Linked DNA regions of Mus musculus: region 1 is linked to region 2. Evidence: chromatin loops called from intact Hi-C (ENCODE). Cell type or tissue: left cerebral cortex. All regions are shown on one strand. Each heading gives the region's core, and the rest is flanking DNA. Links, peaks and the distances in the headings are about the cores only.

Region 1 (10,059 bases), core at 1,254-9,253, 61 kb before region 2:
TATCTATCTATCTATCTATCTACCTACCTACCTATGTAAAGCATCTAGCTAGTTAGCTATCAACTCAGGTAGCCTGGCTGATCTCAAACTCACTCTGTAGCAGAGGATGACCGTGAACTTCTAATCCTCCGACCTCCACCTACTGAGTGCCAGGATTGAGGTATGCACCATCATGCCTGGCTTTATGCAGTGTGCAGATGGAACTCAACAAGCCTCCTACCATCTTAGCTGTGCACCCGAGCTGCTTTATCTCCTTTAACAGGCCTTTGCAATGTTGCCCAGGCTGGTCTTAATCCCTTGTATGCCAGAAATCATCCTTCCCGAGCAATCGCTTCTCCCAAGCAGCTGAGACTCGAGGCACAAGTGCCACCACAGGCAGCACTACTTAGCCTCTGCTTTAATGACAAGTGTCCTGACATAATTTGGCCTTTCTTTGTTGCTCTGAGCAGGCACTGGGCCAGCAGCAGCAGCACCATTAGCAGTGCAGAACTCTGAATCAGTCTATCAGACGTTACCGACACGCTCATTAGTGTTTGGGAAGTAAGGTCTTGGTCCCCAGACCTGGAGGGGAAATCCTCTTCCACTGAGAGGCCCGCCCACCAGACCTTCCATGCACTGATGACGACCAACTTGTTCTCCACCCAGACTCCTGTCCACAGCAGTTTCACAAGGTGATGAGGTGACTCCAGGTGACAAGGACTATCCCAGCCCAGCCTGGATCTCCAACTAAGCCCCTCTCAGAGCTTAAGGGTTACAATCTTCTGCCAGGTGTCTGAGCTCTTTCCCGATCACCCATGAGAACTCCAAGCCTATTAGGCTTCAATGAGATTCCAATTGACCTTGGGACCTTGAGAATCCCATCTACAAGTCCCCAAAGCAAAGCAAATCCCACAAAGGTTACCCTAGAGGTGGAGACAGAGAGCCATGTCTTAGCCAGGCTGCCACCCATCATTCCACGGGCTCCACTCACCGCTCCGGTCTGCCGCACCCCCTCGCATGATCCTGGCCACCACAACAGCCCCCGAATGCTCATCCCGTCGGATGGTGGCACCCTGAATGAGAGACAAGAGCAGGCAGGCTCTAGCAAGGCAGCCTCTATTCAACTTAAAGTCTTCTTCATTCCTCCCTCTGATACAGCGGAAGGTGAATCCATGGAGACCTTCCCAAGGCTAAGAACACCGTAAGACTGGGGATGGCAGGGGCGGTGGTGGGAGATAAGCAAAGCTCTACACTTTAGAGTTTACAAAATACGATGCAATCATCCATTCTGCACAAGGGATCAGGCCTCTTGCGTTGGGTGTGGTGGCACACATGCCTGCAACCCAAGCATTTAGGAAGTAGAGAATGGAGAATTAAGAGTTCAAGGTCACCCTCTGCTACATAATGAGTTTGAAACTAGCCTGAGCTATTTGAGACTTCACCTCAAAAAGAATAATAATTAAATACAGCTAGTGAGGTGGCTCAACGGACATATGCATCTCCCACCAAGTCTGAGTTCAAATCCCCAAGACCCACATTGCTGAAGAGAATCAATTCCCACAAGTTGTCCTCTGGTCGCCATGCTTGAGCTGTGGCAACACACACACAAAACAAAATAAATGCAATTAAAAATTTTTATATAAATAAATGATACATGAAGAACTGGGTATCGGAGAAGCTAAGCATCTTCAAAGGTCTCCTCATGGAAACGGGGGTTGCGGGGGGAGCTTTTGATGATGCTAAACCCTGTGTTTCCTGTCTCATCGAAGCTCTTGTCACTTGCAGAGACATTTAATAATGAGGACAGTATGTGCTAGCAAATTCTCAACCTGCCTCGAGCCAGTCCCAGTGTTCCTGGGCCTTCTGTTACTGCCAACAGGAACCAATTATGCCCCCTCCAGAGCATCAGGACCAGGATTTGGCCCATGAAACACAAAGAGATGGTTTCACAGATTAAAAAAAAAAAGCACTAATGAGCTCCCAATTTCCTGTACCAGGTACGTTCCAGTCCCACATCAGCACAGCGATGAGGGGGGAGGGGAGCCAAGTACAGACACCCCAAGACTGATACCCAACTAGGCCACTGACTAGAAATCCTGTGGCCTCAGCTAGAGAGTCCCCTTGTGCTCTCTGAGCCTGGCTCCTCTAGGATGAGGAAGATCATTTAACATGAAAGGTTGTTGCAAGGTTGTTATAAGGGAAATGCATGTCCCATGGAAACAGTGAGTGTCCAATGAACGTTTGTCGTTTGTTACTGATGATTCGTGCAAACATTTCACGTTTGTCATAACAGAGGTCATGTTGTTGTCAGCACAGAAGGATACATTCCGCTAACTACAGAGGCTGCCCACTGCCCACCTGAGGCCACTTGCCCCCTGGCCTCCAAAGTCCCTACATCACTGTATATCACATACTCCTCTCTGGACCAATGTAACCCGTAACACTGTGAGTGCACGGGGCGGGGGTGGGGGTGGGGGGGATCTCAGGCTGTACGCCAACTCCATGGCACAGGTAAAGAAGCAGAGGCAACAGAGACATCTTCATCTGTTGGGAGACATGGCTCACCCATCACAGGGCAGCTGTGGGCAACAGGAGCCAGAGAATGCCAGCTCTGAGGTTCTCTGAGGCAAGTACTGAATTCTCCGGACAGCCTCCACTTCTTTCCATCTGATAAACTCCCTCTCTGCCCAGTCCATTGCCACTGAAAGTAAGGTGAAACCAGCCCTCATTTGCTAGCCTCTAGGAGAGTGGCTGTGCCTGCACTGCCTCAGTACGCAGAACTAGAGCGGCAAACTTTGTCTGTAAAGGACGGAGTAGATATCGTAAGCTTCGTGGTGAGGCAATCACTCAGCTCTTCATGACAAAGGAATAAGCACGACCTTGCTTTTAAAAACAACAACAGGTGCCAGGCGTGGTGACACACGCCTTTAATCCCAGCACTCGGGAGGCAGAGGCAGGCGGATTTCTGAGTTCGAGGCCAGCCTGGTCTACAGAGTGAGTTCCAGGACAGCCTGGGCTATGCAGAGAAACCCTGTCTTGGAAAAAACAACAACAACAACAACAGGGGGCTGGAGAGATGGCTCAGCGATTAAGAGCACTGACTGCTCTACTGAAGGTCTTGAGTTCAAATCCCAGCAACCACATGGTGGCTCACAACCATCCGTAGTGAGATCTGATGCCCTCTTTGGGGGGTCTGAAGATAGCTACAGTGTACTAACATATAATAAAACAACAACAACAACAACAACAATAATAACAACAACAACAGGGGGCTGGAGAGATGGCTCAGTGGTTAAGAACACTGACTACTCTTGCAGATGGTCCTGAGTTCAATTCCGAGCAACAACATGATGGCTCACAACCATCTGTAATGAGATCCTATTCCTCTTTTGGTGTGTTTGAAGACAGCCACAGTGTACTCATATAATTTAAAAAAAAATATATATATATATGTATATATACATATATGTGTGTATATACATATATATACATATATATGTTGTTGTATATATATGTGTGTGTGTATATATATATACACACAAGTATATATAATATATATACAACAAATATATATATATAACAACAACAAAATTTAGCTGTAGGCTACATTTAGCCCTTGGACGGAGTCTGTTAACTTTGATCAAGGTCACCCTAAACAGCCACACAGGTTGTTTGCTGCACAAAATGGCTTAGCCATAACTGAGAGTCACTGTTTCCACTCAGAGAAAGAGTGTTCTGGCAAAGTGGCTGTCGTTCACTGTGAACTCGGGGAAGGGTGCCTTCCGGGTCTTCTGGGTTGGGGGGTGAGGTGCCGAGGAATGTGGGTAGAGAGAAAAAGGCACAGACCAGGGGCTCCTTATTCTTCACCAAGCGAACAATCTTCACCGACTCCTCTTCAAAATCCTCATCGATGTTATCGGGCAGAGGGGGCAGAACAGGATCGAAGTTCTTCTGGGCAACCGTGTCGTGGACCATGAGCACAGCCTGTCAGGAAAGCCGGAGGAAAGGGCTGGCTCTATGCCCGCCAAAGTTAGAGGTCCTCGGCTGGGCAGGGGGAGAGAGGGGCTCCTAGCTCCTGCCTGAGAAACGCCGCCTCCCCACCCAGGGGCATCCCTCAGGATCCTTCACACAGAAGCATCCGCCTCAGGACTCCAGCTCTCTCTCCACCCCCGTCCCAGGAGACACAACTTCGTGGGTGGGCAGGGACTGTGGCGTGACTACCCTGAGGTGGGGGGTGGACAGCAGCTGCAGCAGCTCCCGCTCATCACTGTGCACAGAGGCAGCCTGCAGCTCCTCCATCACCTGTAAGAGAAGGAGACAGGAGGCTGAGGTGCCCCTTGCGGGTGCCTGCTGGATGGAACCCCTGGGAGGAAAGCCCTCTTCCCTGGGCCTCGGACACAAGGATCCTCTCAGGAATGGCCGTAGCACCCTGAAACATGTTACACTGGCCACTCCAAGACTGGCAGAGGCTCTGGGGAAATCAAACCAGGGACGAGAATGCACTCACAGATGTGCAGAGGCTGTATCTACTGTACACTGAGGCTTTATATGGGTCTTCTCAGCAAACCGATGCCGTGAACACTTTAATTTTGCTATTTAAGGGTGAGGCCCAGAGAGATTATAAATCTTACCCAGGATCACAAAGCTCACAGAGGAACAGCAAGAATTTAAACCCAGCCTTGTCTGGCTGTACAGTCTGTGCCTCTGACTCTAGGCTATTCCACGGATGAAAAAAAATGGGGCTGAGAGGTTGAGTGGACTTCTTTAAGGTCACACAGCTAGAGGCAAAATTGGCAGTGTAGAACTTGGGTGATGTAACCCTCTCCAAATGTCACACTGCAAAGAAAGGAGCAAGGTACAGGGTCTGCCACAGACTATACCACCCACCGCCAGGCCATCCTCTGGCCCGAGGATCTTAGGGAAAGAACCCAGCTAACTAGTCAGATATCAGGTGATCTATATAGGAGTCAATCTAAATCAGCAACCAGGACAGCTAAACCAAAACCCACAAGGACTCAGTCTGTGAGGAGTCAAGAAACCAGAGCCAGTCAGCAGGGACATGCCATGAGTCCCTTGAATTCGGGACTTCGTGCCAGCCTCTCAAAGCCCAGACACAAGGCACTATCTGACCTACAAATGTCACCACTTCTTGGAACAGGTGGGGAGCTGCTGATCGGATCCAAGGCTCTCATTTTACAGCTGAGGGAGCAGGGTTTCTCCAGAACACACAGTCAGCAGGAATCACTATGTCTCCTGGCCCAGGCTAAGGCTAACAAAGTCCTCCTTGATGCCAAAAGGTTCAGGAAAGACTAGAATGAAAGAGGACTGAACTACAGCTCAGCCATGCAACACCTACCTAGCATGTACAAGACTTCAGGTTTGAATCCAAGCAACACACACACACACACACACACACACACACACACACACACACTAAAGGGAGAAGAAGGAGGGGAAGCAACCCCTCTCTCTTCATCCTCAGCCTCCCAACCTCTGATGTCCCCAGCTAGGCAGTGGCTACAAGGTGAGTTAGAGCCTTTTCTGGGCTTCGGGTTGTGCGCCACCTTAAGCCAAAACATTAAAATCTGGGACTTACATCCTCAGCAAGGGCCATGGCGCTGTGGAGGACTGGGGTTGGACTCTGCCTCTCATAATAGCGGAGTTTCTCATGAATCTGCAAAGACATTTGATTTCTGCTTTTACCCTAAATACCATACACAGCACCCAGGGTTGTGGTGACACCTAGGGCCACAGGCTGGGTCCCCTCCATAGCAGCATATTTGGAAAGCCCTGACTAATGAGTTAGAAACCTTCCAGGGGCAGGGGAGTGGCTGAGATGGCACAGAAAGAGCCTCCCTTAGGGATGGGGGTGGGGGGTGGCTGAGCCAGCGGGGGTTCACCTTCATTAAATAACTGAGGCTCTTCTCACTGAAGACATCTCTCAGGAAGCCCATCTCCTCCCTGTGGTTGGAGTCAGGCCTGAGCTGAGAGGTGAGCAGTGCCAGGGTCTCATGCAAACCTGAGGAAGAGCCAGAGAAACAAGGTCCAGTAACAGTGGCACTTCCTGTCCTTGAAAAGTCTCGCAGACAACACTCCCATCCTGCCTTGACACCGTTCACCCTGCAGGCTCAGGCCTGCCGGGCAACAGATCGGTCAGAGGCAGCTGCTACAGCACTGGTCCTGCTTATGGTTTGGTTTTCTCCAATCCTGGGAGGCCCCCCGAAGCTGCAGCCCAGGTTAAGGACACTCACCCGAGTCTTCAGACAGTACTGGCATGCCTGTGCCCAGCAGGTCCCCAGCTGTCCCTACAGTTTGTGTGGGTGGGAGAGGAATCTCTCAGTAATGAACACACATCACCAGGATCTGCTTATGACCTCTGTGAGGACAGAAGAAATAAGATGGGGGGTGGGGGGGAGAAACAGTCACTTTTTGGGGAGGAGGTTGGGCAGGGAGCAAGACTTCTTGGGCGCCCCCAATACACTAAAGATGCTGCTCTTTTCTGACTATGCAGAAAGCCTTAAAGGATGAACACCAATGCACCCATTTTACTGATTAGGAAACAGAGACTGGGCATCCCTAAATAACTTTTGAACCAGAATAGGTACTCAGATCACTTCTTCCAGACTGACCTTGGCCTAAAGTCCCCCTGCTTGTGCGGTATGCTCTCGACCACAAGCTCTGTCCTCTCTATTGCTGGTACCTTCCAAGAGTGCTTGCTCAAGTCTCAATATCCCTTCAACAAGTACCTGGTTAAGGCCTGCAAGAGCTCCCACCGCCGACCCCACCTCCAGCCCCCAACCCAAAGAGAGCCTCCAGTCTGAAGACAGAAGAAGTGAGAGCGGAGTTTCTGTTCTACCGGAAGCAGGTACCCTATCTCAAGAGCTCCCCTCCCCAGGTGCTCTGTAGCACGTGGACCTCAAAAAAGTCCTCCTTCAGAGAGGGACAAGGACTCATGATTCATTCATTCGACAGACATGGAGCCAGCCCGCTGCGTGGAGCACCAGTCACATCGAAGGCAGAAGAATGGTACCCGACCCCCGCCCCCACGCCGGGCTCACCCCTCGGCGGCTTCCAGCTGCGGCCCCCGACTGCCCCCGACTTCCCCACACAAACACACACTCCCGGCTCCAGCCGGTTTCCCAGAGGAGCTGGGGGGGGGGGAGCAAACCCCCGAGGTGGGGGGAGATGGGATGCAGAGCGGCGGGAATGAGCGGGGCGCACGGGATGCGCGGACGCCGAGCAGTGAAGGGGACCGCGGGCTGGGAACGGAGCCCCGCCGGGGAGGGTGGGCCGCAAGGCAGTGGTGCACCCGAGGGGCGGGTCTCCGCTCCCCCTCCCCTCCCCGCCGCGCACCAGGTCCCTTGTGTGCCACGCGCTGCTTCTTACCTCGTCGCGCCAGGATCTGGGATCGGTGACCCGGAGCCGCGCGGGAGCCACCAGCCTCCGCTGCTACTGGCTCCGCCTCCGCCGGCCCCTCCCTGTCGCGGCGCGCGGGGTCGGGGCAGCGCGCACGGGCGGGGGCGCAGCGCGGGCCCGGAGGGGTGGAGCGCGGCCCCGCAGGCCCCCCTCGCAGGCCCCGCCCAGCGCCCCCGGCTCCCGGTGGACACCTGCTCCGCCGAGAATCCGATTTTGCAAACATTGATTGAGAGCCCCGCAAGTGCCAGGCACTGTGCCAGGGGCTGGAGCTTCAAAGCCAAACGAGGAAGAGAGGCTGTGCTGGGTCATTAGCAAGCCGAGCAGGGGGCGGGGGGCGGGGGAGGGGGGCGGGAGAGGGGTGTGCAGCGGGCAGCAGCCCGGCCAACCCGTGGCAACAATGCTACGTGCTGCGAAAGATTTATCGGTGCACGCTGCCCTGGGGACGGGGAGGCGCGAGGGAGGAGAAGTACGCCTGGGAAGAAGGCAGCTGGATGCTGCCTGCCTGGGTGGGAGGAGGTAGGGCTGAATAAGAGAAAAAAAAGAAAAAAGAAAGAAAGAAAGAAAAAAAAAAGAAAAGAAAAAAGACTCTAGTGTCCCAGGCTTTACTGGGGCGGGGGCTGGGGGAGGAGGTGCGGTGGCTCCGAAATAGCTGGTTTCTATTGTGCTCCCTCTATCCCCATATACTCCTAGGATTACCGATTATTAGCCTCAGATAGAGAGCCAAAATTATTTCCTCGCTTCAGTTAAAGAAACTGATGTGTATGCAGGAAGCAGTAGAAAGGTACCACTGTGTGAGTGAGCAGTGGTGTGGTGTAGGGGTCTTAGAGGATGAGACGTGGTCTGGTGGGTGTGTCCCCTCCCTTCAAATAACAGCATCAAAGAACAGCGCATTCTAAGCCGGTTAGGAGGCACATGTCCCAGAGAGGTAGGCAGTCGACAGTCTTTGCAGCTTGCAGTGAACAGGCAGGCTGTAAGAGGGCAGCAAATGTCACCAAGAAATTTCCCTTCGTCCCTCAAGCTGCTCCAAATTGTGTCTATGAGTCACCTGAGGCTTGTGGGGCAAGTAGTATCAGTCTACATTTATGACAGGCCCCAGTGACGTGATATGGGTAGACAGACAGCAGGCCCCATTTAGAGCAGAGAAAAACTAAGAAATGGTCTTGGTTAGGTTTTCTACTGCTGCGTTGAAACACCATGACCAAAAGGCAAGTTGGGGAGGGAAGGGTTTACCTGGTTTACACTTCCATCACAGGAGGAAGTCAGGACAGGAACTCAAGCAGGGATAGAACCTGGAGGCAGGAGATGATGCAGAGGCCATGGAGGGGTGCTGCTTATTGGCTTGTTTCCCGTGGCTTTCTCAGTCTGCTTTCTTGTAGAACCCAGGACCACCAGGCCAAGGATGCCACCACACACAACGGTCAGGGCCCTCCCCACTTGATCACTAACTGAGATCCTTACAGCAAGATCTCATGGAGGCATTTCCTCAGCGGAGGCTCCTTTCTCTCTGCTGACTCTAGCTTGTGTCAAGTTGGCACACAAAAGCAGCCAGTGCACGGTTTTTTGTTTGTTTTTATTTTTATTTTTGGCCTTGAAACAGGATCTTACTCTGTAGACCAGGCTGGCCAGGAACTCACAGAATCCACCTGCCTCTGCCTTCTGACCTCTGGGATCACAGGCACGTGCCACCATACCTGACACAGACGTGCTTTTTCTGGTGGTGCTTAAGCTTTGAAAATTTTGAAAAGCCAGATGATGTTTTCTTTACTAGAGCAACAACAGAGGGTGTTCAAACAATGGTTTTGTACATGGTGTGTGTGTGGTGGTGGTGGTGGGGGACTCAGTCTCTACTTCACACAATATACAAAATTGAATTTTTTTTTTTTTTTTTTTTTTTTTTTTTGGTTTTCTGAGACAGGGTTTCTCTGTGTAGCCCTGGCTGTCCTGAAACTCAATTTGTAGACCAGGCTGGCCTTGAACTCAGAAATCCGCCTGTCTCTGCCTCCCGAGTGCTGGGATTAAAGGCGTGCGCCACCACACCCAGGACAAAATTGAATTTTTAAGAGATACTATAAACCTAATTAAATTAATACAACTCCTAGAAGGAAACATATTTAAATACTGGTGTACGCATAGATTTATTAGAAAAGATTTTAAAACAACTACATAAATGTCTCAACTGTGGGGCTGGAGAGACGGCTTAGTGGTTAAGAGCGCTTGCTTGTCTTGCAGAGGACCAGGGTTCTGTCCCCAGAACCATGTCAGACCACTGAACAGCCTGTAACTCCAACTCCAGGGGGATCTGAGGCCTCAGCAGATGCCTGCACTTGCATCTGCATGCACACACACATAACTAAAAATAAGTCTTTATTTAAAAAAAAAAACAGTTATTAAGAAATTAAGCAGTTGAAACCAGCTGCAGCGTCTCATACCTGCAATATCAACACTCTGGGTGCTAAAGAGCCAGCTCAGTCAGTAAACTGCTTGTTTGCTTGTTATGAAGGCATAAAGACCTGTGTTTGAGCCCCAGCAACCACATGCAAAAGTTGTGCATGATGGCATGTGCTTGTATCCCCAGATTTGGGGAAGCAGAGATGGCCAGGTCCCTTATCTCACTGGCCAGACTGCCTATCCACCAATCCACCTACCCACCTACCTGCCTATCTG
Region 2 (10,059 bases), core at 711-8,710:
CCAGGACCAATTGTTAGACCAGTCCAAGCAAGCTATATACCACTAGCTTAGAGAGATACTGCAGAACTCACTGACACCCCCCCCCCCCCGTCTTTCTGCTCTGACAGACATCCTTCTTTAGAAATTAATGCATGATAAAAAGTCAAAACCGGCTGGGCGGTGGAGGCCCATGCCTTTAATCCCAGCACCAAGGAGGCAAAAGCAGGTGGATCTCTGAGTTTGAGGCCAGTCTGGTCTACAAAGCAAGTTCCAGGACAGCCAGAGTTGCCCAGAGAAACCCTGTCTTCAAAACAAAACATAAAAAGTCAAAACGGAAGCCTGGAATACCAGCAGGGGCTGGAGCAACCAGCATCGTGGTTTCTGGGATGGCGTTGGGTACCACGGACAGAGGTCAAAAGTCACATCACCCCAGGGATGACCACTTGCAGCCTGAGAGGAGATGACCAAGGACATCAGTACACCTGACACTGTGCCCTGAGATATGGGCGGAGGCTGCCTTCACTCCTGGGTTAAGGTGGGAGGGAGCTGGGGGGGGGGGAGGAGAAAAGCAGTGTGCCCAGCTGGGAGCCAAGATGGGCAGGGGTATCATTACTCTGCTACCCACGCCTACATCTGCATAAGAGCATCCTAATCCTGGAGGAGAGGGGAGTGGGGAAACAGGCTCAGAGCTCCCCTCCTCCAAAGAGTGAGGGTGGGCAGAAAGGGGCCCTAAAACTGGAGCTTGAAGAAGATGGCTTAGGACTCCTGAGCCGCCCCCCCCCCATTTTTTTCCTACTCTTCCTCCCCACCTTTTAACAGCCTGCCTCTCCAGAGCCCTCCTCCCGGCCTGGGCGTTGCAAGGATTTGAGACTTACAAGGTCCTTCTTGGACTCTCAATGCCCCAAGTCAGGACCCCTTCCCGTTCTGCCAAATGTCCACAGTTCCGGGTCCTGCTCACTGACTTCCCTAGACAACAAGCTCTTGGGGTTTGAGGACTGAGCCAATGGGGAGTGGTGACCCCTGCCACATCAGCTCCCCTAGCAGGCTGGACATCCAGATTTTCCCTACGGGCGCCGCGCCACTGCCCAGGTGCTCCAAAGCCCACTATGGGAGGGTCAGTTAAAGGTTGAGTACCCCTCCCCTGCCTCTCCATCCCACCTCGTCCTACCTTCCCTGCGGAGCTCTGCTTCTTCGGAGGAGCCTAGGGAAATCCCCTCCAAGGAACCCTCACTGCCTGGGCTGCAGGCCATGGCGACCCCTTTGGCAATCCTAGAACAGGCTCCCTGCGAGGTCCGCGCCTTCCCAGCCAGACGCGGGCTGAGCTAAAGAAGGCGGGACTCCTGGAGCGCTGCAGGATCAGCCAATAGCAAGGCTCCGCCTCCCGGGCCGCCTTATTGATTGGCCAAAGCCCGCCTGCTGGTGAGGAGGGGGCGGTAATGGGTGGGAGGAGGGCGGTGGCAGGAGATAGTCATACTAAACTGGCCTGATCCTTGTCACTTAGTGCCGGTGCAGGTAGGGAGGTGGCGTTGAGGTCAGGTTTGAGGGAAGTAAGGGACTTGAGTAAATCCCTGTGGATTGGGACCTCCCCCTCAGCCCGTGCAGAAATCCCAGGTAGCGGGCAGAGCTTGGCTCCCATCTTGCTCCCGTATCTCTCTTGTATAGATGTCCCTCCTCTACTTCACCTGATGTTGCGTTCTACCCAGCACTGACCTCCTTCCTCTCCCCAACTCCAGGCTGGTTTATTTACAGCAACTCCCTCGACCAAAGAAACCCCTCAAGAACAGCTCTAGGCCCTCTCCCTGGTAGTTGTAGTAATACCATTTTCACAAGAGGCAAATATCTTAACTTTAGATGCCATCCACTGCAGCACAGTAGAGTCAGGGATGGGGAGGAAAGACTGAATGGTGGTATATCCACGGACCAGCAAAGGCTGGTCTCTAACCCATTTCAACAATAGCTTCTCCCTTTTGCCAACATTATCCATCAGGTGAGGGGTTATGCGCTGGAGTAAGCCAGGCACCTCGGAAAGTGAGGGTGGGGGTCAGGTAAGAGTCCATTTATGCAGCAAGAATAAAAGTGGGCAAAAGGAAGCTAGCTACCCAGGCCCTGTATACCTATGTGTATCCCACGTGTACCCATGATGCCACCAATACTCAGGCACTGCTGCTGTTGCTGCCACCTCCAGCCAGCCATTCCCAGAGGAGTGGCACCACGGTTGCCTTGCACCCCTGGTTGCCATGGCAGCAGGCGGGATTACACATTAGGACAGTAACCCAGGGATGGTGGAGATATTTAAAGGGACAGTGCCATCAGAAAGCAGGTCCCCATTCTCACCTTGACTCATAGACAGAAATGAGGGAGCAAGCAGTCTGAAGGAAGAGGACACAAAGTGAGCACGAGATGTCTAAACTGCTTGCCTGTGTGAGACATCACACATGCAGCTCCCAAATGCTCCTGAACTAAAACCAGGGTGAGTCCTCCCATAATTAGTAAGTAAGTAAGTAAGTAAGTAAATAAATAAATAAAATATATTAATAAATGATAATATATTTAATAATAAATAAATGGACCATTTTGATCCATGGGGAAGGAATGCAGAAGGAAGTGGCTACTTTCACCTTTGCAGAGCCCAAAACAGAAGTGTTCCAGGGGAAAAAGAAGGGACGGTGCAGGGGGAGCCCAACCTCAGATGAGGGACACAGCTGTCTCTCTGTCAAACCCATGGAAAGTACAGCAACCACCAGATGATAAGGGCAGGCAAGGAGCAAGAAGAGAGAGCCCGCTGGGCCTGGCTTGAGCATTTGAAACCTCAAAGCCCACCCCCCAGTGACACACTTCCTCCAGCAAGGCCACACCTACTCCAACAAGGCCACACCTCCTAATAGTGCCACTCCTTTTGAGCTGCTGGGGCCATTTTCATTCAAACCACCGCAGGCACACGATACACTCTCAGATTCTGAAGCTGAGAAGTCAGCAGAGGGCTGGCTCAGGAAAGGGAGCACATAGTATCATTTCTTTCTTTGTACATAGAATCAAAGAGCAGCCCACGGCACTGCAGCTAGGGGAACAGGGCCCAAGGAGGTGTTTGAAAAAGTGGGCCACACACACAGGCATGGGTTCCCTGCCCCCACCAAAAGGCCTGCCGCTGGAAAGTGTCTCCCGGTGCAGCCCTGCTGGTCACTGTTAATAGGTTTACTGAGCAGCCCCAGATGAGAGGCTCTTTAAGCACGGCTCAGGAATGGGTCTCATTAACTCCTAAGCAGCTTAGAGTGGGGTTCCTGATCAGTGGAGCAGGGAGAGAGGCCACAGGGCAAGAGGAAATCGTGATCCCTCCAAGAAACGGGGGGGGGGGGGGGAATTTCGAGCCTTGGAAAAGAAACCTTTCCCAGGGGACAAAGGGGTCACAGCTTAGGTTCTGGCTGGCACACAGAAATCTTCGTTTTCTCAGAAGGTAGGAACAAGAATGTGTCCACAGTGGGAACCTGGAATGCCTTACAGAGGGAGCAGCAGGATCCATTGGGAAGAATTCAGATCTCCCAGGGCATCTCATAGCTGCAGCCGCCAGAACCCTTTCAGAGCCTCTGGACATGGAACCCTACCCTGGTGAGGCTCAGAAATTACTCAAGGATCCAGGGATCACTGGGGTGGGGTGCAGACGTTGGGGTATGGATGCAGGTGTGTGTCTATGAAGAGGGCCCACTGCTGTCATCAGAGTCTGGGAGACCTAGGAGCAAAGTCAAAAACCATCCATCCCATCCTGTCACCTCACCTCAGAGGAAACAAGTCAGAGGTGACTGGCTTACTATGGGTCAATGCCATTAAAAAGCACAGCAGTGGTGGCAGCGGCGGGGGCAGCCATTCCCGTCCAGCTTCACTGTACACTATCTCTGGAGCAAGTAGCCTGAGCCTCGGGCAGGTGAGCCATGCTGCAACATACAGCAAGCACTATTGGAACAAGCTCATATCTTCCCCAGCTCTATCCAACCCCAGTGAGGAGGCAGCCTGCGTGACCTAATGACCACGTGTGCTGTGACAGGGGAGGGATGACTGTCACTGCTACATCTACCCCCTGATCTTTGCCCAACCTCCCCCCACTCCTGAACCACCGAGGCAGGCTGACAGCTTTAACTTCTTCTTACCAGACTCGGAGTTCGTGGCAGCAACCGGCATGGTGAATAGAGGCAGTGTGGATTCTGATGGTCCTAGAGAAGGAAAGAGAAGGCTGAGAAGGCACGGGGCAAAGCCAAGGCCGTGAGACTCAGAAGGCTATCTGTCTCTTCAGGAACAGCCATAAGGCAGGAAGGTAGTGTTGCCCAGAAACGGGAACTTAGGTTACAAGAGTGACCCCAAGTGCTCTGAAAAGCAAGAAAGGCAGATGGCATGCCCCTTCTCAGAGGCAGGGGAGACAGGATCAGAGAGGTTAATCAATTTCCTCAAGGCCCCAAAGCTGGTAAGAAAGCTATGGTGAAAACCTAGGTTTTGTGTCTTAGATATTTTTTCTCTTTTTTATTTCTCTTATGTTTTTAGTTTATTTGTTTGTTTATTGTTTGTTTTGGCTTTCAAGACAGGATTTCTCTGTGAGCTCCTGGAATTCACCCTGTAAACCAAGCTGGCATAGAACTCGCAGAGATCTGCTTGCCTCTGCCTCCCGAGTGCTGGGCACCACTGTCCCCACAAAAAGTATTTCTCATTGGGCATGGCAATGCCCACCTGTGCTGTGGTACCAGCCCCTCAGGCCAAGGCAGAAAGGGTCCTCTGAACCCATATCAGCCTGGGAAACATAGAGAGTAGAGAACTCATGTCAAAAACAAACAAACCAAACATAATATTTTTTCTGGTTCTTTCTTTAGCTGGAAGGAGAATGACGTCGAGGATATGAGCAAACACTGGAAAGTTTCCCAGGCCTGGAAAGTCCAAGGGGGCAGCCTTGAGGTCCGCTACCTGCCGCTGTGCCCCAGGCCTAGAACCTTCGGGTGAGGGTGCCCTCACAAACACTGGTGTCCAGCTGACAGAAATGATATTTCCTTTCCTGCTCTTTCTCTCTCTCTCTCTCTCTCTCTCTCTCTCTCTCTCTCTCTCTCTCTCTCTCTCTCTCTCTCTCTCCACCAGGAGTTGGGACAGGGAGAAGTGAAGGGCAGCAGCCAGAAGCAGGCATGGAGTTTGCAGTCCCATCCCCATCCCCGGGTCTCCCAAGCTAAGCTTGGCTCCTTCATCCTCCGTGGAAAGGAGAACAGGGTGACCCACTACTCTTTCTCCCCTTGCCTTCCTGGGCATGTGTTACTGGATAAAACCCTAATTCCCCAGTTGCCATGACAACAGGAGGCAGTGGCTCTCAGCAAGGGTGGGGGAGTAGGGGGAAGCAGCTGGCAGTGCCCACTTTAAGACTAAATGCATCCCCACCACCACCACACGGGGAGCCATAGGGCCACTCCACCCTCCCAGCCTCTCCCCTCTCCAACCCAAAATAATTCTCAGAGGAGCAACTACAGGTTTTAATAAAATTCTCTCTCTCTCTCTCTCTCTCTCTCTCTCTCTCTCTCTCTCTCTCTCTCCTCTTCCTCCTCCTCTTCGCTCTCCCTCTCCCTCTCCCTCTCCCTCTCCCAAGCCTAAGATAATGACAGCTCCAGAAACCAAATGACAAAGGTGAGGGATACGATTCCCTTTCCTCCCGGATCTTTTCCAGAAAAATCGAACTTGCAGAGAGAGAGAGAGAGAGAGAGAGAGAGAGAGAGATGAGGGGAACCCCTTTCACGCTAGCACCACTGGTTAAAAGAAATGTCCAGGTTACACTGTGCCAGCGCCAGTGTCCCCTCTGTCAACTCCATGTCCTTATTCCTAGAGAGCAGGGGACAGCTTCTCAGGCCTTGGGCCATACTCCCCACTAGAGGTGCTTGCTGTGGTTCCTCTTTTCCTGGAGCAGGGAAACGGGGAAGAGCCAGGGAGGAGCCTGTGTGAAACCCTAGGCCCAGGAGTCCTGCCCAGTAAGCCTGGGTCTGCTCCCTGAGGAGTTGGTTCCCACGGCGTCGGCTCGCTCTGCCCCACCCCCACCCAAGCCTCTGAGAGGGCGGGGCCGCCCGTGCCCACAGGAGAACGGCAGTGCCAGGCAAGCTAGCCTGGTTCCGTGCCAAGGTCCCCGGGCCCAGTCATCACGAAACCAGCATCACGGCGCCCAAAAGCCTAAACCTAAGGCCCTCCCACTCCCACCTCCACACGCACATCCGCCACCAAGCTATCCAACCCCCGTCCCCCGGGTGTGTAGGTGAAGCCCGCCAGCTTCAAAGAGAGAGATTTCCTCCATCCTCCCACCCACCCCCGCTCCATCGGTGCAGACTCAGAGAGGTGCGAAAGACGAACGCCTGACAAAGGCACTTTGGAGCCGGACACGGTTATGGGGAGAACTGTAGATAACTGAGGACTGGAGGATGGGGTCTAGGGAGCCGGCGGACGTGCCCGCACTCACAATCAGATTGCCCCCGCCCCTTCAATTCAGCCCTAACCCGCCGGGCGCTAGGACCTAGGAAGGAGGGGGCGTGTTGCGAGCCATCAAAGAAGGTTCTTTGCTTGCGTGCCCGCCGGGACTAGGGGATGAGGTCACTGAATGACTGCCCCCCCCCACGTCCCCCAGGTCTTCATTCCCCACTACCCCTTAGTTGACCTAACTTTCTGACCCTGGCTCCTTGCTTCTGGTGCTGATTCCCTCTGGAATCCCCATACCTTAAACCCTGGCTCCAAAACCCTGCAACCTCCTGGACCTGGCCTGGCACTCTAGGTTAGCAGACCGCCCCTCTCCAGAACCCTCTCTCAGGAATGACTGAGGTGTTGGTCTCTTGGGGTGCAGGGTGCCAAGGGACCCAGTACAATCTTAGTCTAGCTCCCCCAGGGCCGGAAACGCCAGTAGCACGGCTCTTACGTAATGCCGGGATCCGAAGTCCCCCCCCCCCCCCAACCCAACACAGACCCTGGAGAGGCCGCGCAAATACCTGTGCTCCTCTCAGCTCAGCGTCTCTGTGTCCGGTGTCCCTCTGGAGCCCTCATCGCTGGCATGGGAACCAGCATCCCTGGGATGAGGGGTTCGGTTCTCCCTACCGGCATCACACACAGAGAGCCCAGTGCTGCAGCTGGAGAGGGAGTGGGGCGACTTGGGGAAGGGGCCCAGGAGTTTGGACCTGGAGAATAGGATCCCCAAGTGTAGGTGATAGGTCGAAAAGGAGGCAAGGGTTCTGAGGTGGGTGCTGGCCCAGGGGCCTAGGAATACCTACCTGCGTTTTGGGGAGCCCCTAGCTTGGGGCGATTCCGCGCAGCCCGGCGCTCCGCGGTTATTGCTTGTCAATCGCTAGCCGCGCTCTTAAAGCGGCAAGGTCTCCTAGGAGCGAAGGGGCGGAGACAGAAAGGAGAGGGCTGGGACACGGAAGGGACGCGGCAACCTACGGTCCACTGTAAAGTAATCTCCCAGGAGCAGGCGGGTGGGCGGGGAAGTGGTGGTTAACAGGCACCGCAAAGCCCACGACCCCCAACTCTGAGCAGGACCAACGTGTGTTACTTGGCGCGTAGGAATTCTTTAAAAGGGCGATGATGTTTAATAAAAGAAAGGGGGGGAAACTGAGCGCGATGGGATCACCCCCCTTAACGGGACCGCTTAGTCCAGCGTACCAGTCCCCTGAACGCTTCGTCTGTCCTTTCCTAACACAGTTTTGGAAAAGCAAGGGGACATCAGGACACTAACTCTGGTAGGGGATAAGCCTGGGGGTGGCGTTATAGTCATACGGCACATGCCTGCTTCTAAGAAAATTTGAAGAAAAACAGAAAATTTAAGAGAGTGGGACTGTGTTTTTTCATGAAAGGGACCAAGATCCTAATTTTAGCCTTGACGCGGGAAGTTGATCCTTGCCTCTGTTTAAGGCACAAGAGCAGAAGAAACAGTCTCTCCCTCCTAAATCCCGTTTCAACAAATAAGTAGTGACGGCGTCCGGCTCCATTGGTGGGTTGAACGTGCAGGAGAGGCCCTAGATTCTATTTCAGGCAGCAAAACGAAGAAAGCAAAGGGTTAAGCCCGCTAGCCCGCCTTGCTCAGCCTCTGGCTCCTCCCAGACCTGCTAGTAAAAGATACTGCACAGCCTCAGACTATTGGTGGCCCCAAGTGGAAAACAGCCTTCATTCAGTCTGTGCAAGCCGGGGCCTTCCCTGACTTGGGTGCCCCCTAACCCCTCCGCTACCCTATGGAATAGGCGCTCGGTGGGGAGCGGGGCGTTTATATCTTCCTCTTATAACTGAGCTTCTAAGATCCTGGAAACTTGCTTGGAAATCTCGAAAATGAATTGACTTGAGGATTCATGTCTAGATGTGGTCCCAGCCGACCCTGTTAGCAAAGGGAAGCAGTTGGGAATTGGTGTAGGGAAAAGCCAGCGATGGGTCAAAATGCTAAAGGCTGTTAAGTAGCCCACGTCTCTTATTCCTTAGAGAAGAGAAAGTTTTGTAGCGACCCCAGATGGTGGTGGTTGGAACTACAGGCTTCTGTCTGAGGAAAAAGGCTTCCAAACTAGATCTTCCTAATTAAACTCAGGACAAGAGGTCTCCTTCCTCGGAGACTCCCTTGGATCTTACCCACTCACCTCTGCTTAGAGAATCTGTTTGCACTTAGTTGGGTGGGGGAGAGAAATCTTGATTCCTCCCAAAACTTCTCAAATATTACCCCCCATAGCAATTCACAGCAAACTTACTGCATCCAGGATCCCAAGGACACAGTGGGATTCAAGTTCTAATCCACCTAGTGTATTCCAACTCACTATTCTTACAGTCTGACCCCCCACCTATGCACACACACACCTTACATTTGATTGATAGTTTCCTGCAATAGTCCTGTGAGATTAGTGGATGGAAACATTTATCAACAAAGATTACTATGTTCCTGTTTGTTGAAAATGAGGCACCGGTTTCTGTGAACCTAACATACTGGGGCAAGGGTTGGGAAGAGGTGTGTCCTAGAGACACATAGCATGAAGACATGCTATTCTAGTGGTGTGGTTAAATGTTTTAACACATTGCTCGAAGCTGAGCACAAAGCCGTCCCTACCCAGCTCTGGACTCTACCGAGCTTCCTCTCCCTGTAGTTCTAGGGGCTGCACTGCCCCTGGGAAGAATGCTTGCTCCTGATGCTGGTCTGTAGTACACCTGTCTTTCTCAGAAGTCACAAGGGTGCAGGCAAGGCTTTACTTCAAATACTTTTTTAAAATTAATTATATATATATATATATATATATACACATACATATATATACATACATACACACACACACACACACACATATATATATATATACTGTAGCTATCTTCAGACACACCAGAAGAGGGCAATGGATCCCATTACAGATGGTTGTGAGCCACCATGTGGTTGCTGGGAATTGAACTCAGGACCTCTGGAAGAGCAGTCAGTGCTCTTAACAATTGAGCCATCTCTCCAGCCCCCAAACACTTTTTTTTTCTTGTGGTGGGTGTTCAGATCACAGCTTTGAGAATCAAGACAAAAAGAGAAAAACAGCAACAACAAAACCAAAACCCAAAACCATCACCCCACTGTTGGCCAGCAGGAGCCCAGTCTATTCACCCACATTCATGAACACACACACACACACACACACACCTGCAACTCCCCAAAGCTTCTTCTGGAAACCTTTTCTATTTGCTATACCACTCTGGAAAAAGAAGTTTGGAGACATCAGTGTACAAATAAGAAAAAAGTGGTGACGCACGCCTTTAATCCCAGCACTTGGGAGGCAGAGGCAGGCGGATTTCTGAGTTCGAGGCTAGCCTGGTCTACAGAGTGAGTTCCAGGACAGCCAGGGCTATACAGAGAAACCCTGTCTCGAAAAACCAAAAGAAAAAAGAAAAAGAAAAAAAGAAAAAAGAGAGTGGAGAGATGACTCAACAGTTAAGAGCACTGGCTGCTCTTCCAGTGGTCCTGAGTTTAATTCCTAGTACCTGTCTATAACCTTAGTTCTATGGGATCTGCTGTCCTCTTTCAGTGTGTATAGTATGCAGATTTACATGCAGACAAAACTCTCTCTCTCTCTCTCTCACACACAC

The links. Hi-C counts contacts between places; a loop is a spot of excess contacts. Peaks named below come from ENCODE experiments on the same cell type or tissue, not always from the same donor. Only the 100,000 strongest peaks of a DNase experiment are listed, where the experiment ranks them.
Region 1: it touches region 2 in a loop (7-fold over the local background); 2 of 42 quality-filtered maps call a loop at or near these places.

Annotation. Positions count from the first base shown.
Region 1 is chr11:102,019,502-102,029,560 of GRCm38, forward strand. It overlaps Mpp3 (membrane protein, palmitoylated 3 (MAGUK p55 subfamily member 3)), which reads right to left and starts at 7,454. Exons shown (of 19, transcript NM_007863.2): 1 at 7,366-7,454; 2 at 6,231-6,355; 3 at 5,880-5,998; 4 at 5,576-5,653; 5 at 4,201-4,281; 6 at 3,826-3,963; 7 at 971-1,052. The coding sequence starts at 6,255. In left cerebral cortex, for the core only: no CTCF peak of the experiment used is centred there; DNase peaks (open chromatin) are centred at 4,194, 4,512, 5,151, 6,103 and 4 more places; H3K4me3 peaks cover 2,860 bases; H3K27ac peaks cover 3,800 bases.
Region 2 is chr11:102,081,182-102,091,240 of GRCm38, forward strand. It overlaps Mpp2 (membrane protein, palmitoylated 2 (MAGUK p55 subfamily member 2)), which reads right to left and starts at 7,334. Exons shown (of 13, transcript NM_016695.4): 1 at 7,239-7,334; 2 at 4,119-4,181. The coding sequence starts at 4,149. In left cerebral cortex, for the core only: CTCF peaks have their summits at 3,064, 5,379 and 8,463; DNase peaks (open chromatin) are centred at 1,365, 2,208, 2,968, 3,792 and 7 more places; H3K4me3 peaks cover 4,872 bases; H3K27ac peaks cover 3,681 bases.